5 separate regions of the Mus musculus genome follow, and all the other regions are linked to region 1. The links are chromatin loops, found by intact Hi-C in ENCODE. Cell type or tissue: heart. All regions are shown on one strand. Each heading gives the region's core, and the rest is flanking DNA. Links, peaks and the distances in the headings are about the cores only. Region 1 holds the start of Cacnb2 (calcium channel, voltage-dependent, beta 2 subunit). Region 2 overlaps Cacnb2 (calcium channel, voltage-dependent, beta 2 subunit). Region 3 overlaps Cacnb2 (calcium channel, voltage-dependent, beta 2 subunit). Region 4 overlaps Slc39a12 (solute carrier family 39 (zinc transporter), member 12). Region 5 overlaps Cacnb2 (calcium channel, voltage-dependent, beta 2 subunit).

What was found. Hi-C counts contacts between places; a loop is a spot of excess contacts. Peaks named below come from ENCODE experiments on the same cell type or tissue, not always from the same donor. Only the 100,000 strongest peaks of a DNase experiment are listed, where the experiment ranks them.
Region 2: a loop joins it to region 1, with 4 times the contacts of the local background. A loop is called at or near these places in 5 of 42 quality-filtered maps.
Region 3: a loop joins it to region 1, with 2.2 times the contacts of the local background. A loop is called at or near these places in 15 of 42 quality-filtered maps.
Region 4: it touches region 1 in a loop (2.6-fold over the local background); 4 of 42 quality-filtered maps call a loop at or near these places.
Region 5: a loop joins it to region 1, with 10 times the contacts of the local background. A loop is called at or near these places in 15 of 42 quality-filtered maps.

Annotation. Positions count from the first base shown.
Region 1 is chr2:14,600,790-14,606,769 of GRCm38, reverse strand. Cacnb2 (calcium channel, voltage-dependent, beta 2 subunit) reads right to left here and starts at 2,464. Exons shown (of 14, transcript NM_023116.4): 1 at 2,212-2,464. The coding sequence starts at 2,319. It overlaps Gm32741 (a long non-coding RNA gene), which reads left to right and starts at 2,185. Exons shown (of 4, transcript XR_374017.4): 1 at 2,185-3,194; 2 at 3,553-3,625; 3 at 5,325-5,387; 4 at 5,847-5,980. In heart, for the core only: CTCF peaks have their summits at 2,281 and 2,521; a DNase peak (open chromatin) is centred at 2,539; H3K4me3 peaks cover 3,643 bases; H3K27ac peaks cover 3,567 bases.
Region 2 is chr2:14,650,067-14,656,046 of GRCm38, reverse strand. All of the region lies in intron 2 of Cacnb2 (calcium channel, voltage-dependent, beta 2 subunit), which reads right to left. Among named protein-coding and RNA genes, the nearest start is that of Gm32741, 48 kb to the right of the region's middle. In heart, for the core only: a CTCF peak has its summit at 3,029; no DNase peak of the experiment used is centred there.
Region 3 is chr2:14,659,849-14,665,828 of GRCm38, reverse strand. The region is part of intron 2 of Cacnb2 (calcium channel, voltage-dependent, beta 2 subunit); the gene reads right to left. Among named protein-coding and RNA genes, the nearest start is that of Gm32741, 58 kb to the right of the region's middle. In heart, for the core only: no CTCF peak of the experiment used is centred there; no DNase peak of the experiment used is centred there.
Region 4 is chr2:14,494,483-14,500,462 of GRCm38, reverse strand. Slc39a12 (solute carrier family 39 (zinc transporter), member 12) reads right to left here. Exons shown (of 13, transcript NM_001012305.2): 13 at 5,486-5,980. The coding sequence ends at 5,914. Among named protein-coding and RNA genes, the nearest start is that of Gm13266, 15 kb to the left of the region's middle. In heart, for the core only: no CTCF peak of the experiment used is centred there; no DNase peak of the experiment used is centred there; H3K4me3 peaks cover 649 bases; H3K27ac peaks cover 3,803 bases.
Region 5 is chr2:14,674,730-14,680,709 of GRCm38, reverse strand. The region is part of intron 2 of Cacnb2 (calcium channel, voltage-dependent, beta 2 subunit); the gene reads right to left. Among named protein-coding and RNA genes, the nearest start is that of Gm32741, 73 kb to the right of the region's middle. In heart, for the core only: a CTCF peak has its summit at 3,608; no DNase peak of the experiment used is centred there.

The sequences.
Region 1 (5,980 bases), core at 460-5,459:
CTTATGTAACTACAGGGATATAAATTCTTTGAAGGGTGAAAATTGTACCTGTTCACATTAGATTAATTTCCAATTGCAGTTGTACACGGGGTATTTGTTGTCTCGCATTTAATTAGAAATAATTAGGTAAATTACTACTCGTATCTGCATATAATCACTTTTTTCTTTTGACTTATCAGTACTAACTTTGAATAACAAGATTTCAAAAACTTTATTTTTAGCACGAGAATTAAAACTTTACAGAAAAAAAAAAAAAAAAAAAAACAACTGAAGAAACTTCCAGGAGAAGATAGACTTCCATTTCCTTCTTCCCTCAATATTCAAGCCCTTCATCTCTGCACAGCTGAGAGGCCTCTCCGTGCATCTTTTACCCTAGTCTCAGCTGGCAAGCAAGTATCAAGATAAAATCAGGAGCCTAAAACAAACGTGAGCCCTGTTGGGTTCAAATTCCGCTCCTCTGGCAGAACCTGGCCTGGCCGAGAGGGCTCTCCTTAATTACAGGTCTCCACTGGGCTTGGGAGCCAAACTCAGGCTGGCTGAAGCCTACCTGTTTTACCACCACAAAAGAAATGGACTTCTGATTTGTAAGCCCAAGTAGACTATACTTCTCCCCCATTGCTAATCAATGTAAATTGTGCATTCTAAGTTAGAACTGGCAGTTTCCAGTGGTCAATGAAAGTTCAATAAAGAGTCGACAAGAAGGCTTCAGCAGGTAACATCACTAGCTAGGAAGCCTGAAGATCTGAATTCAGTTCCTGAAATCCACATATCTAAAGAGAATCCCTTGGCCTTCTGCAACTTACCCTCTGAACTGGTACCCACAAGCTTTCAGCTTGCACACACATTAGCACACATGTAAATCAGTAGCAGCATGCAAACGTGCACACACACACACACACACACACACACACACACAATGGGTGGGGGGCTCAGCAGAGCTTGAATTATACTACATGGGGTTACCATCGGCACAGTACAGAAATGCTGCTGTCTGTTGCTGTCTACCAGAGCGGCAGCAACATATTTGTGACCTTTTTCGGACCGCCTCACTCCCACCCCTCTACTGCACAGTAAGACCTCGTCCCAGTGTATTTTATGTTATGTATTATTATTCATACAAATATCACAATTTACCATCTGGCAAATATGGACTTGACATGAGCAAGCCAAAGCCATTAAGCAGAGGAGAAATATTCTTCCTGGATTCACCCTAACCTCTTCCCAGCACTCTCCAAGTAGTTCAAGTGTCAGGTTTGAAGGCTTTACCCCAAGAATAAAAGTTGAGGAACTCCTTTCCGCCCAGATCTGGGGGTGTCTGGAATCCCAACTGTACCTGCCAAGGCTTTACGTAAAAGCCACCTTATCACACTCCACGCCTACAACCGACATCTCCTATTTCACAATGAGCAGCAGGACAGAATTTTTCCAGAAACCGCTAATACTCATCAGAGAAAGGAACCCAGGAGCCGCTAGAATGGCATGCCATTTCGGGGTAAACAGAAACAAAAACTTTCTCACCCACAACACTCTGCTCTCTTCTTCCAGCAAAGAAACAAGGGTCCAGGCAAACCCTGGAAAGAGGACAGCTAGCTGAACTGTCTGGGTGGCACAGCGCCCCAGGTGCTGAGGGGGGTTGGGGCTGCTCTCCGGGGAGAAGGCAAGGGGATCCACGCCCACCTTGACCCCTGCATAACACCTCACCTCCCTGCCTAGCTCCCAATAGAGACCACCAGAGGCAGCGGCGGAAACAGCGATGCAGGATGCGGATCCCTTTCCCGCCCGCCCGGACTCACGATCTTGAGCCGGTCCAGTCCACTCGCCTGGTCCATGGCTCTCCATGTGCTTCTCCAGGGCAGGGGCGCGGACAGCCAAGCGGCGTGGCCCGGGAAAAGCCGGGGAGGAGCGGCAGGTCGTCCTCGCCCCTTCCCACTGGCTTTTCAGAAAGCAAAGGGGGCAAAATCAAAAGAAAACAAAACAAAAAAACCCAACCAAACAAACAAACAAAAAAATGGAAGCCGGAGCAGAGCCCGTGGAAGGCGCGCAGGGGCAGGGTCCCCCAGCAGCACCGGGATGGGCGGGAGGAGGTGGCGAAGGAGACCGGAGCAGGAGGGGGAGGCGCGGTTCGCGATGAGGGAGAGGAGGCAGCGGGAGGGACTGAGGTCGGGGCTCTGAGGCTCACAAAGCCAGCAGAAGGCGCGGCGCAGTGGCTACCTGTGCTCCGAGCGCCCCCGCGGGAGCCGCGCTCTCCAGCAGCTCCATCTGGCTCTCCTGCGCCACCGCCGCTACGGGAGGCGACTTGGACGTGTCGCTTTGGACCATCGGCAAAAAGTCGACTCCAAGGCTGCGGGTCCCCTCCTCCACGACCCGGGTCCCCCGCTCCTCTTCGCCCCAGGATCGGAGGCTCTCAGTGCGCGCGACGCCGCTGAAGCATGTTGCAAAGCCTAGACTAGGCGGTGGCGCAGGCACGAGGCTGGGTGGCCGGGGCGAGGGGCGCCAGTTCTTTGGAGCTTCTGGGCCCGCGAGCGGCGGAGGCTGGGACTGCTGGGCGGGCTGGCTCCAGGGAAGGTCCCCGCCAGGAGGAGGGCGCTCCGGGAGCACGAGCCAGGGGGGAGGCGCGTCGGAAAGCGAGAGTGACAAACCACCGCCACTCCGAAAAGTTCTTCGCGGGAGGCGCGGGCCGCGTGGGCTCCGACTCAGCTGCGGCCCGTCGCCGTGGCACTCGCGCTGGAAAGTTTTCGAAGCCACGAAAGCCAGCCAGTCGCAGCTCCCTAGGGAGGTAACTGGCCCAGCTGCTCAGTTCACCTCCTCTTCCTGGAGTCCAGAGGAGGAAAAAGATCCACAGGGTTAGACCCTAAACTGAAACTCTCCATGATTCGAAAAAGGCTACAGACAGACCCCGAACTTCTGCAAAAGCATGAGTGAAAGCACTCGAGGAGTCAGAAAACAAGTGCCAGTGATGAACTAAGACTTCCTCCCACATGGTCCTGACCTGACAATTGGTTCTACTACACCTGTGCCCTAGCTTTTTGGTTTGTGATGGCCTGTTTTGTTTTTGTTGTCTTTGCTAGGAGCTTGTCTTTGCTAGCAGACTATATCGTTCCCGCCCCCAGCGCACCCCCTCCCCGCAGTTGAGAAGTCTTAGTGTAACCGTTGAGACAAAAATAAGCAGGTTTTTAAGGACCCCGAAATTCTTGGTAAGAGGGTAAAACCGGAATAATGGTTCGCTTGTAGTTGGATGGGTGGAGAGGTAGGGAGGAGATGGAGGAGGGGAACCATGATCAGAGTACATTGTGTGAGCTTTCAATTAAAAACAAAGAAACTAAAAGGAGGGGAGGGGAAGAGGGGCACGGGGAGGAGGGGGACGATGAGAAGGAGAAGAAGGAGTGGGGAGGAGGAAGAGGAGGGAGAGGAGGAGGAGGAGGAGGAGGAGGAGGAGGAGGAGGAGGAGGAGGAGAAGGAATTATTTTCCGTTCTAGTATTGCTCATAAGACGCTGCTTTGCTTTGACAACCTTTCTTGCACTGAAAAAAAAATCTACATACAAATTTTCTAGGTAGCACTCACCGAGCAGAAACAAAGTATAACAGTTGTGCAAGCTGAAATACACACAGAGACCTTTTACTAAGGTAAACTTTGTATACTGTGTTTGACTATGATGATGAAATACAGTACCGTGTTCTTCTTAAACTGAGCTGTTTTCATTAAGCAGATGTCTACCATACACTGGATTGAGCCAGAATTTTTTTGTTTTTGTTTTTAAAGGAAGGAAAAAAAAAAAAACAGATCTCGGTATGTTTAAAGATTTAAGCATATACAAAGTGCCGTTGGTTTTCCAAATCTTCAGTCTTATTGCCATTTGGATTACATGTTACTAATGTTAACTAAGACCTAAGTATTAGCTTCCTTTTTTTACCTGGGGGAGGGGGTGACCTCTGACAGGAGCTTGATAAAGCTGTCTCCTGAGCAGCTCTGCCAGTGCCTGACAAATACAGAAGTGGATGCTCACAACCAACCATGGGACAGAGCACAGGGTTCCCAAAGAAGGAGCTAAAGAAAGAACCCAAGGAGCTGAAGGGGTTTGAAGCCCTATAGGAGTAACAACAATATGAACTAACCAGTACCCCCAGAGCTCCTTGGGACTAAACCACCAACCAACGAAAACACATGGTGGGACTCATGGCTCTAGCTGCATATGTAATTGAGGATGGCCTAGTCAGTCATCAATAGGAGGAGAGGCCCTTGGTCCTGTGAAGGTTCTATGCCCCAGTATAGGAGCATGCCAAGGCCAGGAAGCAGAAATGGGTGGGCTGGTGAACAGGGGAAGGGGGGAGGGGATAGGGGATTTTGGGAGGGGAAACTAGGAAAGGGGATAACATTTGTAATGTAAATAATGAAAATATCTAATTTTTTAAAAAAGAAAAAAGTATCAATTTTCTGTAGAGAAAAAAAAAAAGTAAAAAAGCAAGGAGCAGAGAGTTTGTGAGTTTAGGGTATGAGATTCTATTTTTATGACCATGTCAGCCATGGGAGCTTAGGGGTTTGTTAAGTTCATTTATGACAATTAGCAATGCTTTTATAGTTATTCCTGACCATGCCATATATATGTGTGTGAAAACTGGAAAAACACTGTTTTTCTTTGCAATTAAATATATTTACTTCCAATTAAAATCTACCATCAATCATGGTCTGCTGCCAGTATGCTCACTCTCCTGACCCTGTTTCTTTAAGAAAACGTAGCTGTCTTGGGTCTGTAAAGTCTCAGGGACTACATCTACTATACTGGAAACTCTGTATTGTGCGAACCACACTTGTCACTTGGGGTACATTCAGAACCCAGTAATTGTACTCTAAGTTCTTTCAATATGTAATTAATATAAAGTATAAATCAGGAGCCTATTTATGCCTCCAAGTGACCACAGCCTATACAGATCAGGTCACAGGCCCTTTGGGCATACTTAGAAACTAATTTATATGCTTGTTGAATATGAGTGATGAGTTTTAAAGTGTTTGGGTTTGTTTGTTTGTTTGTTTGTTTTATAAAACTATGGGTATCTCAGGTGTGTTAGAAGACATTTGTATTCTGGTTTAATGAGATGTAATGTTTTCCCATGGCATCAGCCTGATATCTTAGAGGATACTTAATTATCTGTCATCCTCTTTCATTATGGCCCTTTGGGAAGTGGAATTTTATCTTTTCATCGGAGACCACAAAATGTTAGACCAACTTTGGAAATAACTTTACAATTAAATGTTCTAATGTCAAAGGGTATATTCATTTCCTATAATTTGTGATACTGAGTCCTTTAAGGTTATATTCCTTTCCAGCACCAGGCAGACGCTGCTTGAAGGCACCAGTTGGAGTCACCATCTTTTATCTTTAGGACTGAGGTCAGTGTTCCATATTTGCTGTGCACTGTGGTTAGAAAACATTTAGTATGTGGATAAATGGATGAATGATGCATGGTCTGTCTTCATGGGTTTTAAAACACTGTGTAAACTCATGATGACAACCGCTTACTTAATCATGAGTCTTGTGAAAACATTATTTCTTCCTCTATAACCCATGCTAATTTAATTAGCATGTATTAGACATGCAGTACAATTTCCCATTCAGACATTTGTCTGGCTTATAAAAGTTATCATATAAAAAGTAGCAAAATATGAGTCTTTTAAACAATGTAAAATCAGGATAAAAACAGAATAAGAAGGTTTAGAAAACGTATTAAATGCTTTCTATATGGCCAATTTCCTTATTCTTCACATACTTGACTTGCTGTAATATTTAAAAGCTGAAAGTGAAAGTGGACAGTTTTGGTAAGTAAAGTCTGAGCCTTTTCACATTAAAAGTTACAGAAATGCAAGAGACTCCTGCAGAACTAGACTTATCATTGGATTGGATGCATTCAAATGACTGATTCCCCTAAGCTGCTGGTTCGTGTTCCTGAGCTCCTTAGTCTTTGAAATGACGCATATTCTGGGCA
Region 2 (5,980 bases), core at 547-5,546, 49 kb before region 1:
GACAAAACACTGAACAGAAACATTCCAAAATAGAACCTAAGAGGGATGCTGGAACCAGGGACACTGGTACAACCTTCTCAATTCATTCCACTTGGCTTCCTTTTATGGAGCAATGAGTCTACTCCAGGTATGAACTAAATCCTTAATCTAGATACCCTGTGAAATTTTCCAATATCACAGCACAGCACAAACCAGTATAGCATAATATAGTGGGCTGCATATTGTTAGGTCCATTGGTACTGTCAAAGACATGAAAGTCTAAAGGAGAGGTAACTTGAAGTCAGTGGTAGAGGTGACTTGAACCCAGGTCTCTCTGAGTCTCTAAGCTTAACACTTTTACCACCATAACCTTTGTTGCCTATGTTGTTTACAAGATGAAAAGATGGAGAGATGGATGCCCAGAGAGAAAAGTACACATATGCATCCATAGGAAAGCAACTCCAAGTGAGGTCTCTTTAGCCAGAGGATGCTTGGCTTCTATACCAGTCGGGATGATCTTTACGGTTACTCTTACACAAGAACAAGTCACTATATCTTAGCCAGGCTACATCATGTTGTCTTCCAACTTCACCTTTATTGTGTTGCCAGACTAAGTTTTTTACTAGCTCCTTTCATCTACCCAAGCTCACTTTGTCTTCTCTTTCAGAGATCCAGAGCAACAAGCTACTACCTCCAAAACAGAAAGTAATCTAACAGTGAACTGTTGAGTAGTGTGTGGCTGAAAGAGCCTTTTAACGAAATAGCATTTAAAACACATTTATTTTCAACTCTATGTGTAGAAGGGTTTTGTCTGCATGTGTGTCTGTGAACCATGTGTGTGCCTGGTGCCTGAGGACAGAAGAGGGCATTGGATACCTTAGGACTGGAGCTAAAGACAGTCATAGCTGCCATGTCATCTCTCCAGCCCACAAAGAACATTTTAATCACTCTTTTCAGCTGTGTAATACAAGATTCTGTCACTTGTTAAAGAAATGTTGAGAATCAAAAGCATATGCAAAGATAGAGATCTTGAAATTCCTCCTCTTTTGCACGCATGCATGTGCGCGCACGCGCGCGCGCGCGTGTGTGTGTGTGTGTGTGTGTGTGTGTGTGTGTGTTGCTGGGGTTTTGTGGAGACATTTGAAAAAACATGATACTAGCAAGTAAGGAGGACCATATAGATAAACCGCCTAGACTAGTGGTTAAGTACAAAGCAACAGAACAGTAACTCTCCTGGTGGGCCACCAAAGTCTGTTCATTCCATAGCTGGTGACCAAGCTCAACTCACTGCACATCTGGCAGTTTTGTCCTACAGAAGCTAAGTGCTTATCCCCTTGCATAGAGCCAGCATGTAGGTCAGGGAGGGAATCTGATACAGGAATCACAGATGTCCTGCAAAACCCAGTGAGGATGCTCCAGGTGGCTTTTGCCTTAGGAATTAGGATATGAGGAGACAGTTTCCAGATGTTACTAACCCACTGCCCCATCTGCCTTGTGTATGCTTTAATATGACTTCATTTACAAAACTAGACAGTGAGTACATTTGTTTTGTGGGCTAGCTTGCCTATCTTTGTCTCTTATCTGGTTTATTTATCTATTCTTGTTTTCTTTATGTATCCTTTGAAAATATTATACATGTAAACAATGTATTTTGGTCATACACCCCTAAGCCCAGTCTCTAACCTCTCCTAGGCTGCAAATACCTCCCTCCCAACATCTTATCATCTCCTTTCTTTTTTATTTTCCATTTATCATTGATTTATCTTTTAAACAGTCCATATCTCAGATTATAGAAACAACCAGGAACTGTCACTGGAAATTATGAAATAAAAATAATTGCAAAAATTGTGAATTCAATAGTTTTAAGTGTTTTTTTAATCATATATAACACTAGCAAATTTTTCAGTTAAGTTAAAAAATATTATTAAGGAAAGTAATAGAACAAGCTAACCTGAATAGAGACAATACTGTACAACCAAAATAGCACTGAAAACATTCCTAATGAAAACAAGCCAAGCAAACAAAAAACAAAACAAAACAACAAAAACAACCCAAAGGGCTTGTTTTTTAGGATTTTAAATTTTGTTTTGTTTTACCCTAAAGCATTTTGCTCTTTTATGTGTCATTCCAAGCAAACTTCAAACTTCCCTCTTTTATTAATGGAATGAGGCATATTCAAATTTCAATCAAGTTACACGTCTTCAAGATTGTAACAAGCGTACCTTTGAAAGTCAGCAGCATGTAGTAGGTAGAACTTGGATCAAGGAGGTTGTGAGTTCTTGGGAAAGACATCTTGCCCTGACTCTGCCCTTTATCTCTTTGCTTCCCTTTGCCAAAGGTGAGCCACTGAACACCATGTGCTACCTGCTGTGGTGTCCACCCATGCCATGGGCTCACAGCAATGGCACTGGCCTACCATGGATTGGAAACAGAAACCATAGCCAATGTAATAAACTTTTCCCCCTGGAAGCTGATCTCTTCCCCCCCTCCCCCCCAAGGTATTTTGTCACAGCAATGGATGCTGGTCAATAGCAGTATATAGCTTGTCTCTTTATTAGGACATACACACTGAAGGGAGGGACTGTTGTAATTCATTGTTGTGATGTCCAGGATCTTGAACAGTTTTGGGGTTGTAGAATTTCCCAGCAAGTATGGACAGGCCTCAAGCAGGAGCATCCATTAGCAGAGATATAAAAGAAGGTTTGGCTCGGGCTAGAAGTAGTAGTACTGATAGCCAGCCCTTCCTTGCCAAACAGAACCCCAAAATGTATTCAGGCTTCCCATCATGTTCTGTAAGAGACCCTACTTTACATGACTATATTTTTATGTCTCAGTGGAATTCCATCTCTGTGTCTTTTGTCTGGAACACAAGTCTAGCTGGATCTGTTTGAACATTGTTTGTTTTCTGACCTGGAGAATGAATCTGGACCAGTCAAGTGACCCAGCTCATATTAATGAAACACAAAGAGAACAGGTTTCTAGAAACATCCAGGCAGAGAATCTTCTTTAAGTAGACTTTAGATGTCGTTGCTGAATCTGAGAATCTGGATTCCCATCAGCCAGAGGGAGACAGAGCCAGGAGAATGACAAGGAGGGCTGCTGGATCCTTTGCTGGGAGCGTGTCTCACAGTCTGCTTCATCTCTGGACTAGCATTTCTGTCAGCTAATAAAATCCCCGTTGCTTATGCCAGCTTGAGCTGGTCTTTCTGTTCCATGCAGGCAAAAGCATTCCTACTGATATACCTTAAGCATGAACTAAGAATAAAAGTCTGGAGTGGGTTATGAGCATAGGCAGAGCATGAATTTGGGAAGGAAGGGATTTGCTTATTCAGTAAACATTTACTGAGTGATCCCAGGTGCCAGGTGCACATGCTCATGATGAAAGCACAAAAGGAGCAACATGCCACAGGCTGATCAGTAACGAGCCCTGGTCCTGACAACCATCAACTGAGGTCATGACTCTCTACTGCCTATAAGACCAAGGGATCACATAGTACCCTGAGGGATAAAAAATGAAGGAGGAGTGGGATGAGGGAGACAGAAAGAGGCAGAGAAGAGAAGCAAGGGAGGGAAAAAGGAGGGGGAGAAATGTTCCATGAAGCAACCTAATAACACAGCAAGAAACACTTAAGATAGGATAGAATCAATAGACTCTACTAAAATAATCAGAAAGACAGAATATTGGTCATTTAAATATTGTTTGAAGGATGAGTATTATAAAGCCTTTCCTAAACAATTCTAGAAGCAAAGAAGGGCACGCATATTAAAGATATTGTATTATAGTGTCCTCCTTAGAAGGCAGACCAATTTACTTTAGATACCAGGGGCAACAAATGACAGCTGGACAGCAAAGACTTGCTTTAATAAAGCAATGTCCCACAGATGCCCAAATATTTTGTTGTTCTTGTATTTGGCCTGTGCAACTACACAGCTTCGTATAGGAGGGGAAGGAAATCCTGGGACCACTTTGAAACACACAATTTACAAATGGTTGGCTACACACAATTTCTGAGTCCCTCTGTTACATCCGTACAAAAGGATGGGTTTGCTAATAGCATTCTCTTGATAGGTAATACTAAGGGTCCAATAAGATAAGGTATACAAAGTATATGCAAAAACCACTGCTGGAACTGAGTAAGGGTTAAGCTCTACCCAGATCAGCTACTAATCGGATTGTAAATAAGAGGAGATAGAAATAAGAGAGGTTTGAAAAGCCCTTGGAGAGGTACAGATTAAAATTTACTTTTAAGAATGCAGATATAATATCGTATTCACAGACACAAAGGGTAGATGCTCAGGGTAAATACAGGCTCACAGAAGTCCACAGAATAGCAGGGACTTCTGAGTTCTTTTGGATCATCAGATTAGGATGAAACTTGCCAGTCTCAGCTTTGACTGCCACACGGAGAAGGTGGGTAGCACAGCTTCTCACCAAGGGTAGGGGTCACACTAAGAAGGAGCCCCCTCTGCCCATCACAGTCCATGCAGATTCCAGTCTTGTAACACTGGCTTGAAGGACTGCTGTGTGTCCTACTGGCCAGGAGCCAGCAGCTCATAATCCACACTCTTTTGATGAGTGGAATGCAGTTATGAGGCATTCACTAAGGGCTGAGACACAGTCTGTAACCACAGAACATAGTCAATTTAGCTCTCCTCCCTGCTCCCTACCCTGAACTTGAACCAGAGATCTGGCCTTCCTGGCCCCGCTTTGTAGACTGAAGATATGAATCATCCCAGATCCTCTCTATCAGCCAGGGTGGGTCAACTTGTGCTTGTAAACTTGTCCTGGGGAGCCTTTCCTCAGTTGGAATGAGGGATGGTGCTGGGTGCTTCCGTTTGAAGCCCCAAATCTATTCTGCCCTGTTTACATTGGAACATCTTCTGTGGCATTTAAAGTCTCAAAATATGTAGTTTCATATAAACTTACTAGACGGGCTAACAACTGTTTAATGACTGCCTAAAATAACTGAAGTGAAAAAGAGCAAACTCCCAAAAGTATTCCCGAGACAGTCTTGAACTCTCCTTCAAAATAGCTGGATATTTAAAGAAATGTTTTCATTATTCTCAGCCGTTTTTTTTTTTTTTTTAATTCAAGGGGGAAAAATTAGAGACCATACACATAGCAAGAATGCACTTGAATGCATTTCTTTAAATGCTGAATAAAAGCTAACATTTTTAAACCAGACATTATTTCTGAAACAAACTTTTGACAAATTGGACATCATGACCAGCATCAAGTGATCTAAACTGCTTTTCACTCTACCAAGTAGAGCTGCTAAAACCATAATTGTGGGTGCTTCATTTGACAAAATACAAACAGCATAGAACCATCGAAGACCTGCTGAGACACTATCCACACCTGACAGACATTAGGCAAGAAATATTTCATCTGGATGCCACTAATTTTACAAAATATATTCTACCTTCCTATGGCTTGCATCACAAAGAAGAGATATGAGATAAGTCCAAATGTCCCTCTAGCAAGAGGCTCATAGGCTCCTTAAGTATGTGTAAAATTCAGTTTGGAAATTGGAAAAACTTTACAGTATCGTTAACATAACTTTTCTCAGGCATTGAAAAAAATCACAGCATCCTCCTCTAGGATTCAGGGAGTGTTGATTTATATGACCCATGGGGTCAAAACACATCATGAAAATAAAGTCCATTTTATGAGACAAGTCACAGGAATAAGTTCAATATTTTCAAGGTTGTCTTGACCAGTCTCCATTATCAAAATCTGAGGTTATAATCACCTATTGGCATGTGTGCTTGGTCACCCAAGTAAAAGAATTTGCTTACACACTTCCACATAATAAGGATAAGAATGATTTAAGGTCATGGTAAAGGTATGATGTGAGGGTCAGCGCTAACACAGTTCCAGATAGTCAGTGGGCAGCATGAAGCTGTTAAAATATTTAGAGAAGTCAGGCTGGTGCCTACCTTGAGCTTTCACTCCTTCATGATACATGAAGGTACTCTGTACGCTACCAACCCAGCTACA
Region 3 (5,980 bases), core at 389-5,388, 59 kb before region 1:
AGCACAGACAAGGGTTCCTGTGAACAAAACCCACAAAAAAGTATAAAAACAAGTTATAAAAACAGAAGGTGGCTGGGTGTTGGTGGTATATGGTTTTAATCCCAGGACTCAGAGGCAGGGGCAGAAGAATTTGTGTGAGTTCTAGGCCAGCCAGCTCGTTCTATGGAATACGTGCCAGAATAGCCAGAGATACACAGAGAAACCCTGTCTCAAAACAAACAAAAACAATGAAAAAACAAAAAAACCTAAAACAACAAAAAACAGAAGCGAGTTAATCAAACAAAACAATGAAATTCTGGGCTTGGGAGAAGCCTTGGTAAATGGCTTAATCATTAAGTGCTTGCTGCATAATCATTAGCACTTGAATGGATCTGCCCCAGCACCCAGAAAATAAAGCCTCCTTGGTAGTGTGCTCTGAAGGCACAGTGGTGGGAGCCAGGGGTGGAGACACATGGATCCCTCAAGCACATTGAGCAGACAGCTTAGTGAGAAAACCTGCTTCAAACAAAGTAGACAACAGTCCAGGAAGGTACCCTATGCTGATGTCTGACTCCATGTGCAGATTCACACATGTGTACACTGCACATGTGCACAGACCCACATGAACAGGAACACATACTGACCTCTCCAAATCTGTTTGACAACAGAGGACCAAGAGCTCATGTTCTGCTGTCTGGAGTGTAAAGATGCGACACGTATTTGGAAAACAATTTGACACAATCTAATAATTTAAAGCATGCATGCTCTAACAACTCAGCCATTGCACTCAAGGTTATGCCTGAAGCAGAGCTTCCTGTTGGGCAATAAAGGCAAAGGAACTCCAGATGTGACCAAGCGACCCATCTATTCATCCATTTGGGCTTGCATTGTTGGAAGATAAACAGTCTGCTAAAATAACATGTTAAACATATGCAAGAACTCAGGAAAGTTGACAAAGCAGGATCTAGAGAGATTCAGGAGGATATGAAAGAATTCCTGGTAAAGAAAGAAGGAAAGGAAGGAAGGGGGAGGGCGGGAAGAAAGGAGGAAAGAAAGGTAGCAGGAAGGGAAGGAAGATCCGATGTATTTTAATCCCAGTGATAAGAAACGTAACTAACACGCGAGTCATAACTCATACATCCTGATTCCAGTGCTACAGATGCCTCTTCATTTAATGTTCACAACTCTGTAAACACGAGTCTTTACCTCAGTAATGCCCATTTGTACACAAGGGTGCAGCAAGTGGCAAAGACTGAACAATTTGTCCAGAGGTGTGTGGAAGAGATGGCAGATCAATGATCTCACCCACATGCTCTGAGTCTGAAAATTATACCGCTTATCAACTCTAGTGTTCTACTTTACATACTATGCTTAAAAATGTATACTTCACTGGTAGAACACCTGCTAACATTTCTGAAAACCCTAGGTTTGGTCCCTTAGTACTGGTTATAAGTATACGTATGAGTGTTTGTGTATGTATGTAAACATTTGTGTGTATGTGTATGCATATGTTTGTATTATAATTATTTTATTACATTTCAGCTATTTTAAGAGCACATAATTGTTCTCATCTAGATGAAGATGAGATATTGAGTCAGGAGAGAAAGGAATGGTTACTTTTAAATTTTGGAGACTTAATAACAGCATATTGGTCTTACTATACTTGATGCTAACAACAAATCTGGGAAGGAAAGTTGTTGACTATACTGAATTCTCAAACAAGGAAACTGCACGTAAGAAGTGGAACAACCAAGTTTACATGCAACAGCAGAGCCAACACACAACCTGAGCATTTCTGTAACACTCAAGTCCAGATTTATAACTACATATGACTCTTGTTATTGCCTGTAGACATTTACATCCAACAAGAACCCCTGCAAATTCCTACGTTCTATGTGGAAAACATCTTCATATTTGTTTAAGGTGATCATACTGGTGGTGTACAAGTAACAGTATTAGTCAGTATACATGAGGTTGACTCCCATGATGCAAACTTTATAAGTGTGCCTCCCTACCCTCCCTCTCCCCTCTCTCCCTTTCTCCTTTCTTACCTCCCCCTTTCTCTCTCTTTCCATTAAACACAGAATGGCTTAAAACTGAATGCAGTCCCAAACTGGGGTATATTTCACTACAATCTAAAAGCCTGATGCTTGCCCACTAGGTCCCATCCCTGTCCAGATCCCAGTTGGAACCACAGGAATGTAGCATACAGTAGGAGAGCCAATCTGCTTTTAAGCTGAGGGCTATGATGGCCTCTCTTCACAGAGGGGAATCTTTCTCCAATTTTAGCAAAACTCTCCTAAGAAATGAGTTTTGACTCTGACAGCATAAGAAAAATGGCTTGTTTTCCTGTTCATTTCTCATTCCAGACAGACTGAAGAGCTTCTAACCCTCTGTCCATAACAAAACAGTAGCCTCCCATTTGCATATCAAACTAGTTTAGTATTTAAAACGTATTATATTTACTTATTTACATGTCTGTGTATATGTGTGGAGGTCAGAGGACAACTTCAAAACTGGTTGTTCTCCTTCCACTGTATGGATCCCAGGGACTAAACTCAGGTTGTCAGGCTTGGTGGTAGAGGTGAAACATGCAATGGCTCTAAGTAGTTTAGTATTTGAAACTTTAAAAAAAGGTCTGCTTCTCATCCCCTGCCCAGTGCTGTATCCTGAGCAAGGACTTTTTCTGAGCTAGAGACTTATCCCCAAACGAAAGTCATATAAACATTTTTCTTCAGATTATATATTGTGAACCTTGTTACATTTACCAAAGTAATAGTCAGCTTAGAAAGAGATCGAGATTATGTTGCCCTTTAAAAATCTGTTTGAACTATTGCTATAACTTAGTGCTTAACATGTGTGAGCTCCTGGATCCCACTTACACACAGGCATATACACACACACAAACATGCACACACCATGAACAACATCGTTGCCCTAATTAAAGAACAATAAGTTCAAAATATAACATCTGGGCACACTGTATATAAATAAAAGACAGCTAATACACTCAGTTCTTTTTAACCAAGGAAAGTACAAATACTTCAAAGTCAGCAGACACAACATGTTTACTTCATGGCTTCCATCATAGTCTGTGTAGTAAGTTCAAAAGTGATGCTAATGTAGGTATGAGCTTATGAAACCACCAAGCTGATGAAAAGCAAGCAAGCCATCTGGAAAAGCACATGCCTACTCCTATTTCCAGCTATAAAGTCTGAACACAGGCAGAGTTAAGAAAAGACTTTTCTAGAAAACTGAAAAAAAAAAACACATATACATTAAGATAGAAAGCTCCCAACGAAACACACCCATCAACCTAAGACCATCACTAATCCTTCAAAAGTTTGGCCTTGCCATAAAACAGTTTCTTTCCAGAGCATACAATGATGACAAATTAAGCCACATTTTTTGTGCCTTTGAGGAAGAGTGATTTGCTAGGCAGTTCTTCCCGGACATGGAAATAAGATGCACATTTCCATTTTCCTTCGGGTGAGGTCAGCTCCAGCCCATGGAAGGGAAAGAGCCCCATGGCACATCTAGTGGGCCAGCAGCTGATCCAGAACACATTTGATTAGCTTGGCGTTGCATACTTTAGTTACATTGAAACATGTACATTTTCCAGTTGAGATACAATGATTTCACAGTCATCTAAGGAAACAGTAGTTTCATAGCATGAAATTTTACTGGGCATTCAAGACAACCCCTGGTTCCTACATGAGTGTTCACTTGCCAAGCTGACAATTCTTTAGAATTACTTTGAGCTTGGGTTCTTTCTTTCAAAACAGTATTGCTTGTGTCTCTAAAATGGTAAAAGTTGCTTTTCCAGTAGCTGCGACAACTAGAGATTTACTTTGGGCTTTCTTCATACTGAGATTTAACCTATCAAAATTTCACAAATGGAGTGACCAAACAATGAAGAATGAGTCATGGCATCAGAGCCCTGATCACTGTCTCGAGACGACTGCTTTGAAGTTATCCATAAGACAGGCACCTTCCTTCCTGAGACAGGCTTGTGTTACGCTGTACTTTTTACAGTGCTTCTCATGAGAAAGATGCACCTCCTATTTACATCATTTTTTAAATTCATGGCTTTAAAATGAACCTCAGCCTTTCACAAAACTAGCACACACAGCAAACACACACAACTGCATGATGTCATCTGACATCAAAATGATTTGTTTGCTCTCTTCTTTTGCCAATACAATAAATTCTTCCTAATAATGATTCTTTTTTAATTTGTAAGCTATTTTTAACAGATAAAATTTGTACATGTTTATAATATGCAGCATAATGTACTAAATAATAACACCATTCTCCTTTTTATATGTATATATGAGTGATTTATTCCTGCTTGCATGTGTGTTGGCACACATGTGAGTTCATGTGTGCACCTTTGTATATGCAGAGGCTCAGGTTGGTATCAGGAATCTTCTTCATTGTTCTGCTCCTTCACTGAACCCAGAGCTCATCAATACAGGCAGTCTAGCTGAACCCAGAGCTCATCGATACAGGCAGTCTAGCTAGCCAGCTTACTCCAGGATCTCCTGTCTTTGATTATTTGGACACTAGAAGTACAGGTGAACTGAAATACTCTCCTGGCTTTTACTTGAGTTCTGGAGATCTAAACACATTACCCATTAAGCCATCTTTCCAATCTCAATAATATTTTATATAACAAATGAAGCTAAACTTTCCACTGTGTCTAATCTGCCGAATAATAGCCTAATCTGCTATTGTTCATTATAATGAGCACAGTAAATATCTTACAAAAAAAAACAGTAATAACCCCTCAAGAGGTAAAGGGATTGGTACAGATAATTTTGAAGATTTATAGCACTGTTTACATTATTGACTTGAGTGTCACATGCTTTCTAAATGTATCTCAAACATTAATCCTTGGTAGCATGAGTATGCTTGGTAGTACTCTAGAATACAGTGTTTATTAAGATGTGCTATCTCCTGTTCAAATGCATATTTTAAACTTTGAATCATAAGTGTATGTTATTGGTTCTTATGACACCTGCCAATAAGTCTAGCATTTCACACAGTGAGCACCTCTTCACTCCAGGAAGTGCACCTTTCAGAGTTCATAGGAGAATCTGCATATTCCCCTGCAATTGAAGGGCAATGGGTGTTACAGCCCATGTCTAATTTCTCCATTTCCTTACACATGCCTGAGGGCAAGAGAAAAACTTACTTGAGCAGCAGGGGAAAAAAGAAGGCAGAATAACTTGGGGAAAAGAGAGAAGAGTGGAACTATGAGTGTGACTGTTTCTGTCTGCTAAAACTTTCAGGCTGAACAATGGGGAGGTTAACAGGAAACTGGCTTTTCTCTTTGCAGAAGTAGCATGGGATCAATACTCATAGATGGAAGATAAATATTCATAGATGGAAGAGGCCAGCAGGGTCTGAGAATCAATTGTTCCTTTCCTTAGAGCTCATCTCAAGATGGATGATGACCAACCCAGAAGACAGTCAAAGATGTCTCCAGACCAAGAAATTTACATTAAATCTTGTCTCCTTGATTTCTTATCTAAATCACAGCACTGGAAGAGTTAGATTGTGGGCATTGGGCTCTACAGAGACAGGCTGGTTTCCAGTCAAGCTGAGGTCTGAACCCCGATGGTGATAATTCACCTTCATGACATGGTAGGCATTCCCTTATGCTCCTGGAACTCTGGCTCCTCCCTAAGTTACCACCGTCCACAGCCCGAACAAGAGAAGTGTGGTCAGTAGTCACATAGACAATGGCCCAAGCTTCTGACCTTCAGGCTAAACTCCTTCCCAGTTACTTAGCAGCAGTAAAGTCCATAAAAAGGGGTGTTCAGCCCCAACTCACCCTCTTACACTCTTACTGCTTACTCTCTCACTTGTCTCCCTCTTACCCTTCTCTCTCTCACCCTCTCTCTTCTCTCTTTGTCTTCTCCTCTCCTCTCTCCTCTCTCTTACTCTCTTTCTCTCTAGCCTTTCTTCTTCTTCTTCTTCTTCTTCTTCTTCTTCT
Region 4 (5,980 bases), core at 616-5,615, 110 kb after region 1:
AACTTCCCCAGGAGGCTGTGCCTAAAGCCTGACAGACAAAAAGACCACTCAGTAAATACATGGAAGTGAGAAGCAGCAGGTGTGCACAGGGATCACACAAGCACACAATTGTGTGGGAGCACAAAACACAAAGAAGATGATGGGGCACACAACAAGGGAATTTGGAAGACTAGTCTCAGATAGTCTTGATTTTCTGTTAATCAACAAGGGTATGTCTGGAAGGCAAGAAGGAGAAACAAAATGTTTTGATTAAAATTAAGTGACCTGGGTTGTTTAATATATCATCTTAATTTTGCATTTGCTAGCAAGATGAACAAGTTGTATGGGAGATGGCATGTTTACATGAAAATATTAAATCTAAGGTGAAGACAAGCAAGGGTTAGCTTTGGAATCTCTGCTGAGTGCCAGGACAGCAGTATGAATATTTGAGAAGAGCACACTCAAATATAGTTAGCAAACCAAAGGAGCTCCAAAAATGTGTAGGAAAATGCTTCCTTTTTCTGAACTGTATGTAGAACAAAGTTTGGGTCTTTGTAGGGCAAATACACTTTCATTCTCTAGTTTGCCTTTGCAGGAGTATCTGTTTCCAGATTTTGGTGTCTTAGAAGTTACCCAGCTCTCCTCCCTTTCTCTCTCTCTCTCTCTCTCTCTCTCTCTCTCTCTCTCTCTCTCTCTCTCTCTCTCTCTCTCTCTCTCTCCATCTCTCTCTCCCTCTCTCCTTCCCTCCCTCCCTCTCTCTCCCTCCCCCTCTCTCTCCCCCTCACTCTCTCTCTCCCTCTCTCTCCTCCTCCTTCTTCTCCTCCTCCTCCTCCTTCTTCTTCTCCTTTTACACACTGATTTCTTACTGTTTTGCTACTATGTGAAGCAGGCTGGACTTGAACTCATGGTGATCTTCCTATTTGTCTTTTCTTAGTGTTAGTAGCATTCCAGGAACTTGCAATATGTACACCCAGCTATTTATTTTTCACAGTGTCCTGCTTACCTCACTCTTTTCCACTTTAAAAATGCTCCATTTTTCCATCATAAGCTTTATCATATTAATTACACCAATTTACACTCCTAGTCTAATAACTCCAACATCTCTGTCCATCCTGAACCTATCTGTGGCTCTTGCACTGTCTTTTTACCTATGTTCTCTTGTCTTTTTGACTGCCTTGTAACTTTGCAATGAGAGCCAACATTATATTTTTGATAAAAAGAAGTGATTCATATAGGCCTTTAACAGAGTTTTATGGTTATCTGGCCAGGAGTCAGATTTTGTGTATTCTAAACAGATCATTTCTTCTATGGTTCTTGCCTCCCATATTCTGTCTTTCACTGGAGAGTCCTCTGGACTGTAAGATTTTTCAGTTTCATTCCCCTCTGATTCTATAGGTACTGCACTCTGCTGTACTGTGCACGGGAGAAGATTTAATCCCATGATTAAATCTTAATCTTTTAACCTAGGGTCCTAGACCTTGACCGCTATAACTACATCCCTGTTTCATTTATTTTTGCCTTCTAGTATGTGTATTACAACACACATATGTAATACACACATGTGTATTACATACACACACACATGCCACTTTACAATTAGGAAGAGGTTTGTCATGATAAAGAGAGAAAAGCAACAGGGATTTACAAATTTGCAATGTGGCTAAGCAGAATGTGGGAAAGATCTTGTAGGACATATATTTTTTTCTTGGGGACATGAATACTGGGATGGATGTATTGAATTTTAGATATGTAGTGGTGTATGGGAAGGGGCCAGTTAAGCCCACTCCTGGCTTAGAGTAAAGCCATCTCTTAGTCTCTCAAAACTTCTCCTACATTTCATTTGCATTTTAAATGGTACACCATAACCTAAAGCTTATTTCTCAACACTAAAGGACGTTTGCTTGGAGTATATGTTCAGCCTCTACAGACCAGGGTACCCTTCTTAGGAGTACAAGCTGTTTGTACTCTCAGCTGGAGGACACTTCTCTATTTAAATAGACCAGGGCTCCATCAAGCCAATGCCCTGCTTCCCTGTTTTTTTGAGGGGCTGGTTTCAGAGAACAGAGAGGTTCAGTGGGACTACCGTTTTGTTTTCCTTGAGTCAAAATCAAGTGTTGGCAACAGCCTTGACCTCAGACAGATCCTTCTCAGCCAGCTTCCATTATCATTCTCAGAAGGATAACTGCAGAGGAGTATAATAGGTTTTCACATATTGTGAGAGAGAAGAAGTAAATGCAGAGGACTCATGCTGAGTGTAAGTATTATGACCAGAGTGATAGAGCTTATATGGGAGAGTGTGCAGAGTAGGGAGGGCATGCCAAAGGGGCTCCATCTCTTATTCTCTAGATGTGAGTAAAGGTGAAGCCCACTGGCACATGTGTGACACACACACATGCACACGCACATTTGCAGTATGTTATTGGCTCTCTGGAGAAGCTGGTTTGGAGGATTTAAAGAGAATTATAGAAGGATATGGCTTTTAATATGTTTTTGTCAGCCCTGAGGATTGAACTTACAGCCTTCTACATGCTAAGCAAGCAAGCTTTCTACTGTAATGCCTCAAGCCCAGGGGCACAATATATTTTTAAAAGGTTCAATCCCCACTCCACACCAATAAAAAGCCTTTCCTTGATGAAGAATACAGAACTAAGAAAGATTTGAATCTACCAGAAAAAGGAAATATCAACGAGAGGTATTAAATATTTTGAATCATTATTAATATTTTGCAGGCTCTGCGCTAAGTGTTTCACAAGCAGTATTTTATACTGACATCACCACAATCTTATTTTAATGGACAAAAAGGAATTGTCATTCCAAGAAGTATGGCTAGGGTTTGAACCTAGATCTCACTTTGGCACCTGAATTCTTAATGACTCAACTGATGAGCACAGACTAACCTTAGTGATTACCACTTGTGACCAGGTCCTTTATCTCCACTCCAAAGAGGAAAGAACATTGTCAATGGGCTATGTCTTGAGAAATGAGTCTCAAAAAGAGATTCAAAGTCTTACCTGCAATGCTAGGTTCTGGGAAAGGGCAGAGCAGTTAGGAGTGGCTACAGTTCATAGACATATTTACCTAAGAGTCTGGGTCAACTCAGCCTTCAGTTGTGAAGCCATTTCCCCAGACTTTACAAAGCCACACCATGAGCCAATTCCTCTGTCTCTAAAAAAAGACCTGTCAGTAGATGATAGATGCTTAAATAAGACAGATACATGTTCCACTCTTTGATTTTACCCCAGCAACATTTCTGGTTCAGTGGAAGAATAAGAATAGGAATACGAGGAGGAGGAAGAAGAGGAGGGGGGAAGAGAAGGGGGAGGAGGGGTAGTGAGGATGGTGGTAGAGAACAAGGGGGAGGAGGAAGAGGAGGAGGCAGACAAATCACTAATCAGAAGTACAATAGAGACCCCAACTGAGTCTTAGGAAACACACCTGCTCCAAAAATTGAAAAACCTGATTTAAAAAAAAAAAACAGTTTACCCTAAAAGAAAAACACTGTCAGTCTACCCAAATTTAAGTTCAGGTCATTTTCAGAGGGCAAGGAACTGTCATCATATTTTTACTATTATTACTGAATCTTGAGGAATAAAAACAGTTTTGAAAAAAGTATGTGTCTGTAAGCATGTGTGTGAATGTTGATACATGCTTGCTTGCTACAGTATACATATGGAGATCAGAGTACGAAGTTTGGAAATTAGTTCTCCCCTTCCACTTTGCTTTGGGGCCAGGTCTCACTTGTTCATTTAGGTCTCATTCTAGGCGAGGTGGCCCATGAAAGCTAAGTCAGCCTCCCATCTTGCTGCATGGGGACTGGAATTACAGATGCATGCTAACGTATTTCACTTTCTGTATGTGATTTGGGATCCAACTCAAGTTAACAGGTTGATGTGGCTCGTGCTTTTACACTGAATCATCTCCCTGGCCCCGTTTAGCAATTCTAAGACTACTTATGGTATGCTGCCTGGAACACAATTTTCATTATCAGCAAATCAACGATAAGGTAAAGAGGAGGAAAGGGGAACCCAAAAAGGTTCCTCAGAAGCTACTATGCCCTACTACCCTTAGGATGCTATCTGAGTGACTCAGTCTCTGCTTTCAATCAGGGAACACTAGTGATAAGCTTTTGAAGGGCTTGGAATGTTTCCTTCTGATAGCTGGCAGTGTTCAACCCCGCTGCACCCTATTCACAACCCTACCAGCATCAAGATCACTCAAAGCTGAAGGTCATAGAGTCAGTAGCTCACATCTCAAATTTTAATTTAGTTTGTTTAACCTTGAACCAGAAACACAGTCATCCATCACAGCTGTTCCAATTAAGCTAGCATAAATGAAGGCTAAATAACAAAATCAGAACATGGGCATTAAAACACGTCCACAGATCATATCTGGTACTTTGTGTTTGTAACCTCTACCCCAGGATGTCCTGTGCAAAGGAGTGCTTGTTCAATTTGCTTTACTCGCCTAAAACAGAAAGCTGAGGCTCTATTTGTCAGGTCTAGCTCGCTCTTTGAAAATCATCCAAGCACAGAAGTTTTAAGCAACTTAGTCAAAAACACACAGCTCTTGACCTGTTCTGTCTCAGAGCCAGGTCTGTCTGACTTTTTTCACCAATGGTGTACAGAGTCTGGCCACAGCTAGCATCTTTAACAATACCTGGGAGTTCTAAGTCAAGGTCTCAGTACTCTCTCAGACACACAGAGTCAGAAGTTCTGAGAATGGAGTCAGCCACTTGTATTCTCACTTATATAGTTAAGTTGTTCCTGAGGTACACTGAATTCTTGTACACAATAGCCCAAAGTCTGAGCATTCACCTAAGACAGCTGGACAAGTCCACTTTATTTTGAAATCAAAGCAAGGTGTTTTTTAAGTGACTATGTTTGGGTTGGGGCATGACAAAGAACTTCTACCAGTTGGTGAGTAAGAGGTAGGAGATACATAACTGTGTGCCATGAGTCACAGTAAAAACAAAATAACCTTTTCCCTTGTCAAGATCCACCATTAAAAACTAAGAGAAATAGAAGGCACCCATATTCTAAGGGACAAAATGACTAAAGAGTAGGTCATTTTCTATCTTAATAATTTTCTGTGTTATCAGTAATGTTCCTTGTTCATGAATTCACCTACTGCTATCCTCTTTAAAGTGACCTCAGAAACAATGCAAACATATGATTCATCAGTGAAATTACACACACACACACACACACACACACACACACACACACACACACACCTGTTCACCTGTTCTATAATCTGTGAAAGCTGAGTCGTTGGTTTTCTGCCCGACTCTTTGTTGCCTTATTGATTTGGGAACTTTGCCTTTTGTTTACAGTTCTTGTTGCCTACCACAGATATGTGCTGAGTTTGACAGGAGGACAGGTGGGATATTCTGCTGTATCTTTTAGACCTCCCCAAGTGGATTATTTACATAAACTGCTGAACCAAGGCTTGGTTCTTCCAGCTGATCATGTTGTACTAGCTTGTAAGAGAGGATTTGTTCAGAAAGGTAATTGAAACTAGCCTTTATTACATTTCTACAATTATATTTGCTTATGCTTTACTAATCACATAGAAAACAATATATTATTAACAATTTAAAAAACAACGACAAAAATGTCTGCTTCAAATATAAGGAATAAACATTCTTTTGTAGGGAAATAATATTTTTGCAGCTGACTAGAATTAAGAATTTTCTAACACTAAACATTATTGTGGCCAATCACAGTGTCAGAAACAAAAATAAAGATTTTAATCCAAGCCAGACTCACATATATATATTTCTAAAAATTTATAATACAGAATTAATAAGTTAAGATAAATGACAAATTCTTTGCCTCGAATATAAATACCAAATTAGTGATTGGCATAGAGAACATGGAAGATACGAGATATGAGCAGATAATTACATTTTGGAAGCCATTAGAGATTCTTAACTTATATTTTAATATTCTGTTCATATACAGCTAAGAGCAAAAGAGAAAACCAGCCAAGGACCAATCCG
Region 5 (5,980 bases), core at 534-5,533, 74 kb before region 1:
AGCTGGATGAGAGCACCACACTCCTTATGTGCCTCATCTATGGATGGAGAAGGTTCTAACAGGTTCTTGAAAGATTTTATTAGAGAGATGGCTCAGCAGGCAAAGGCCCTTGCCATCATGCCTGTCAAACCTGAGTTTCATCCCCAGGATCCCTACAATGAAAAAAGATGCTGCAAGTTGATCTCTGACCTCTACATTGGTACCATGGCATGCATGTATGTATGCATGTATGCATGCTACACACTCACATAAACAATACACACACACAAAATAATTTTATAAATGCAAACTTAAAGAATCTATAATTTTCCTATTTCAAGCATACGAAACTAGATTCTATGATGATCAATAGATCAGGAAAAACAAATCTTTCATTAGACATAATGAATAGACTGTTGACTGAATTAATTAGTCAAAATGACACATCGCCACACTGTGTAACTGAAATAGCTTCAGATTTCAGTAAGATAAATTTTTACAAAGGATTTGCATTTGGTATAGATTAGTCAAACTAGAAGTATTTCTATTAAATAGATACTATAGTTAGACCATAGTGGCCTTCCTTGGACTATAGTTAGCAAAGTGTTGGTATAGACCATTCATTGAAATTCAATTCTCTTGCAGACCTTTAGGGTGTCCTGAAAACCATAACATAAAGAAGGAAATGAAGCAGACGTGACTCAGTATATGGAAGACAAACATATCTCAAAACTGTTCCCACTATGGAGAGACCATAGAGCAGTGGTTCTCAACTTGTGGGTTATGACCACCATAAGGTCTCATATCAGATATCCTGCATATCTGGCATTACAATTCATAACAGTAGCAATATTATAGTTATGAAATAGCAACTAAGTAATTTTATGGGTGGGGGTCACCACAACATGAGGAACTGTATTAAAGGGTCAGAGCACTAGGGAGGTTGAGAACCTCTGCCATAGAGGGTTGTACAAAGAAAAGGGGTTCCTGGGGACAAGGAAAGTTTTAGGTATGAACTGGCTTTGGTTCCCTTTCTTGCCTCATCCCCTTCACTCTCAGATACAGCCACACTGCCTCCTTGACAAACACACGAAGCATCCTTCTCCATGGCTTAAATATGAAATGTTCTCCTTTGGTTTTAAGCTTGTGAAGTTACTTTTGCAGGTTCTGGAGACAAGAAGAGGTATGACTTCCCAGGAGGAAGTAGGTACAGGGAATACATCCTCAGGTGCCTTAGCTTATCCTGAGGTCCCTCTGTTACTGTGTCCTGACTGCTATAAGGTAAAGAATTTCTTCTGCCACACACGCTTGCTGCCTTGATTTTCTAACATCCAAGTACATGGGCTCAAGAAGCATGGTTGGAACCCTCTAAAGGGTCCATGCTATTTCTGTCAGGTATCTTGGCCACTAAGATACAAACCTAAAAGGAACTAAACTCCACTCACTCTTTGGCCTCTGCAATGACTATTCCCCCTGCTTGGAAGGTTTGCTTGACTTATCATTCACATCAAGTTGTTCTCAAATATTGTTCTCTTAGTGAGAATCCTATTGACTTCCCAACTAAATCTATGGCCTTGTAACCTGGTCCCTATTTTCTTACTTTTGATAATGCTGGTAAACTCTGGACACATTGGAACTATTAACTTCATGATACATGATATTTACACCTTCTAAATAAAGCATGCACCCATGGATAAAGGAAACTTTCTTGGCTGTTCAAAACAGGGTAATAAGAAAGATACATTGACCCGTGCTTTTCCACATGCCTGTGTGGTAGAGTCTCTTGAGCAAATGTCTGTTCAGTGTTTGTATGAAGAAATGAATTGATATGGACATTCCATTTGCAGTTCAGGAAGGATCTTTGGTCTACCTCTGGGCAGCTGTACACTTGGGCTTAATAAGTGGATTATATAAATGTATTGACAGCACATCCACTCCAATTTGGCTGACTCTGCATTGTATGTGGCTCTATTACCCAGGCAGAAATCAATAATCCATAGTGTCTGCATCTACTTGCTTACAATGAACAATTCACAGAGATCTCTATCTGTTTTGGAATTCGGAGAGTTTAAGGCATGGTTGAGTTTCACAGAATAGATTTCTTTAAATTGCATGTGGGGGTGTGGGAGAAAAGCATAGTTCTAGAAAATGGCTCTCTAGCTTTTGTTGTCCTCCCCCAATAGCTACAATCAATAAATTAGCTTTTGTTATTGGTAACCATTGTCTATTTTTAAACCACAGAGATAGAGGCATTCTAGAGATAGAGAACTGTGTTGCTGCCATCTCTAACTAGCACAGGTGGCCAGAATTGCAATAAAAGGGAATGCCCACTAAGAAAAATTAGCACTTATGTTTGTTATACTTAAAACAGAGGGAACTAAAGGTCCATGGAAGTTCTCCCTCTATAAGACTGTGGCACCCAGATGTACACACTGAAGCACTCACAGGAGAACTTTAGACTAACAAGCAAGAACTGTAGAATGACAGTACATAGGGACCCCAGAGGTACCTAAGCTCACACTTCAGTTCTATGGATATCAAGAATTGACCTATGAAACTTTAAGTAGATGGCTCAGTGTATAAGAGCACTTGCTATGCAATCTGAGTTTGAATCCCCAGCATCTCAACAAGGCAGAACAAAAAGCTAAGCATGACTGCAGTTGCCTGCTACTCCAGTATTACAGGATAAGAGCGGGTGAATCCTAAGAGCTTGCTGGTCAGCTAGCCTAAGTAAAATAGCAATGAGAGAATCTGGTTTAAGGCAATGAAGTGGAGAGCGATAGACACTCAAGTGATTTACTCTGACTTCTACATGTGTGTCCATGAATGTACGTCTGCACCCTCACATTCATGTACCACCCTCCCCCCCCACACACATGTATGCATGCACACACGCACACATGTACACATATACATACACACCACCACCAACTGATCTAAATAAGAAAAAATAAGAGCTCAAAGTTGTCTCCAATATTAGACTAAATCCCCAAACGCAGGCCGCTTTCAAGTACAGCCTTGAGACTCTGCAGTTGAGGCTTAGGTTGCAGGGGAAATTTACAGGCACCTGGAAAGGGTTTTATTGTTTCTCAAGCATTGGATTCATCAGTTGGTACAAAAATGATACATAGTCCTGACATTTCAAGCATTAGAAAAAGTTGTCTTAGAAAAGTACAGTCAGTACTTTACATATAACAGTAAAGGCTTTTGGTGAGTTTCATTTTGATTTTTTAAGATCTTTCTGATCACTTCTAATTCAAAACAATTGTCTGTGTCACAATGTATTTAGAGAAAATGTTGGGGCTTAGCTTGGGCCCCCTTTTTTAATGGAAAGTAGCTTTATGCTCACTTAATATTCTTTGCAAATCTCTAGATTCATCCCAGAAATGCCTAGTTCTCAGGGGGCCTTTGAGCTCTGAACTTGCTGGCGCTGGGCCAGAACATAAGCAAAATGTCTGGCCACCCTGCAGCTCTGCAGAACAGTTATAAAAATATGGAATAAACCAGGTTCCCTGACTTAGATGAATGTGATATGCTTCAAAAATCGTCAAAGTCAGACCCTGGGAGAAGTAGTCCAAGTTGGTTGGTAGGCTGCTCCTGAATTCATGACCTTCATTCAGAGTCGCTGCTATCTCAGGAAGAAACACTAGATGTCGCTGCTCCTGTGAAATGCCACATCTCAAATCTAGGTGTGGGCATGGAGGTACGATCTTTTACCAACCTGTCTTCATTTTTAACACTGAAGACTTAGCACGTCACAAACAATAGGCCCAAAGAGTTCCCACTAGTTCTTCTATCAAAACTAAATCCCTTTAGGCAAGACCCAGTACTGCAGTTTTAGTTATTAGTGTGAAATCCTACTTTTTCTTTAATCCAATCAGGCAGGTTATCCTCCCAGTAGATGAGACATGGGACATCAGGCACAATACACAAGCATGACAATATCACTTTTTGTCATATCAAAGTCCTTTCTCATTGTGCCATTAGAAGCTACAGTTCTGTGCTCTCACCCTCATCCACTTTCCTGGACTCTCACCATGATTTGACAGCTATTTAGTTGCAGGATAACTCAGCGGGCTGGTGGTGAGTGATCTTAACTGGAATTTTCTGTGTTGGACAGCTGTTACGTATTTGTTTTATCAGCCCTGGCAAGATAGTAAATGGCTACTGCAGTAAGGGCTTTTAATTTTAATTTAGTCCAGGCAGGAACACTTGCTTCATTCTAGGGTATCCTGAAAGTATTGTGTGGGTGCCTTTCAGCATTTCCTCTGCCCTTCAAAGGGGGATTCACCACACAGCACACATTTACAGCAGGAAAATGTAAAAGAAACATGTTTCAGGGTTAAAATTTAGAAAGTAAACCAATCATGTTATGAATCACTTTTATATGTTCATGAGCATCCACGCTCCAAACAATAAATAGCATGACATGACAAGGGTAATTTTAAACATTCTATATGTACTTATTATTTTTTTAATCACACAAGCAATGCCAGGTATGGGTTCTGTCCCATGGAGTGTGCCTTAAGTCAAATCAGATTTGTCAATCTAAATATTTCCACAAGCTTTGTGTCATTGTGTGTGTGTGTGTGTGTGTGCCAGGATATGTAGCAGGCAGGACAGCATTGTAAATGGTAAATGATTTGGGGCTGGGTTGGTGTTTACATTTTTCCTTTGATATTGTGCAGAGTACCTTCCTGTACAAAAGACACTAATATGTAGTATAATGACTTTATGTAGGCACCAGCTCAAGTTCTCCAAGTACAAGGAGCCATATAGGTGTTGTCTTCAGCAGTGGGGCCTTGCTATCAGCTTATGGAGAGCAACCTACAGTCTTGGAAGGAGCCTGTGTTATTTGGGGATTCCCATGGGTTTCCTTTCACCAACAACCCAATTAGTGTAACCTAAGCCCACTTAGAAGATTCATTTCATGACAAGAGATGTCCAGGTTGGGATCCGTCCCCTGAATTATCAGGAGATTTCACCTATATTCCCTTCATATATCTACATATTTTATAAAGTGTCTACTATAATAGGTTTCCATTTTACCCCTCAAATGGTTTTTAGTTTTAGATGTCTCTCTCCATAGTCTCTCCCTTATCCTTTTCTTCCCTCCCTGGCCCCACATGATCTTCCCATTCCAGTATCCCCACCCCCATCCACTCTTAACTTCTATTTCCCTTCCGTAGGGAGAGCTGTCTGTCTCCCCTCTCCCATGTCTTACTATATAGAGTTGAACCTCTGTGGTTCTATTACAGCTTGCTTATCTTTGAGGTCATAGCTATCATCCATATATAATCAAATACATTCCATTTTTGTCTTTCTGGATCTGGGTTATTTCACTCAGGATGATTTTTTTTTCTAGTTTCATCCAATTACTGGCAAATTTCATTTTTTAACAGCTGAGTAATATTCAATTATGTAAATGTGCCATATTTTCTTTATCTTTTCTTCTGTTGAGGGACTTAGGTGGTTTCCAGTTTCTGGTTATGTTGAATAGCCAGGAATGAGCATGACTGAGCAAGTGTCTCTCGTAGGATGAAGTGTTCCTTGGTATATACCCAAGAGTAGTATATATAGAAAGAGAGCAATTACCGTCTTCCCAAGGAACTGCCACCCTGATTTCCACAGTAGCTATACAAGTTTGTACTCTCACCAGCCATGAATAAGTATCCCCTTTATCTACTCCACATCCTGACCAGCATGAGCTGCCATGTACTTTATTGATCTTTGCCATTCTGATGGGTATAAGCTGCAATCTCAAAGTAGTTTTGATTTCCATTTCCCTCATGGCTTAGAATGTTGAACATTGTTAAGTGTTTCTCAGTCATTTGCATTTCTTGTTTAGATTTGTATCACATTTTAAATTGGGTTACTTATTTCTTTGATATTTGTTTTTTAAGTTCTTTTTATATTTTGGATATTAGCCCACTGTTAAATATGTAATTGGAAAAAAAATCTCTTCCCATTCTGTAGGCTGCCACTCTGTTTAAATAATGGT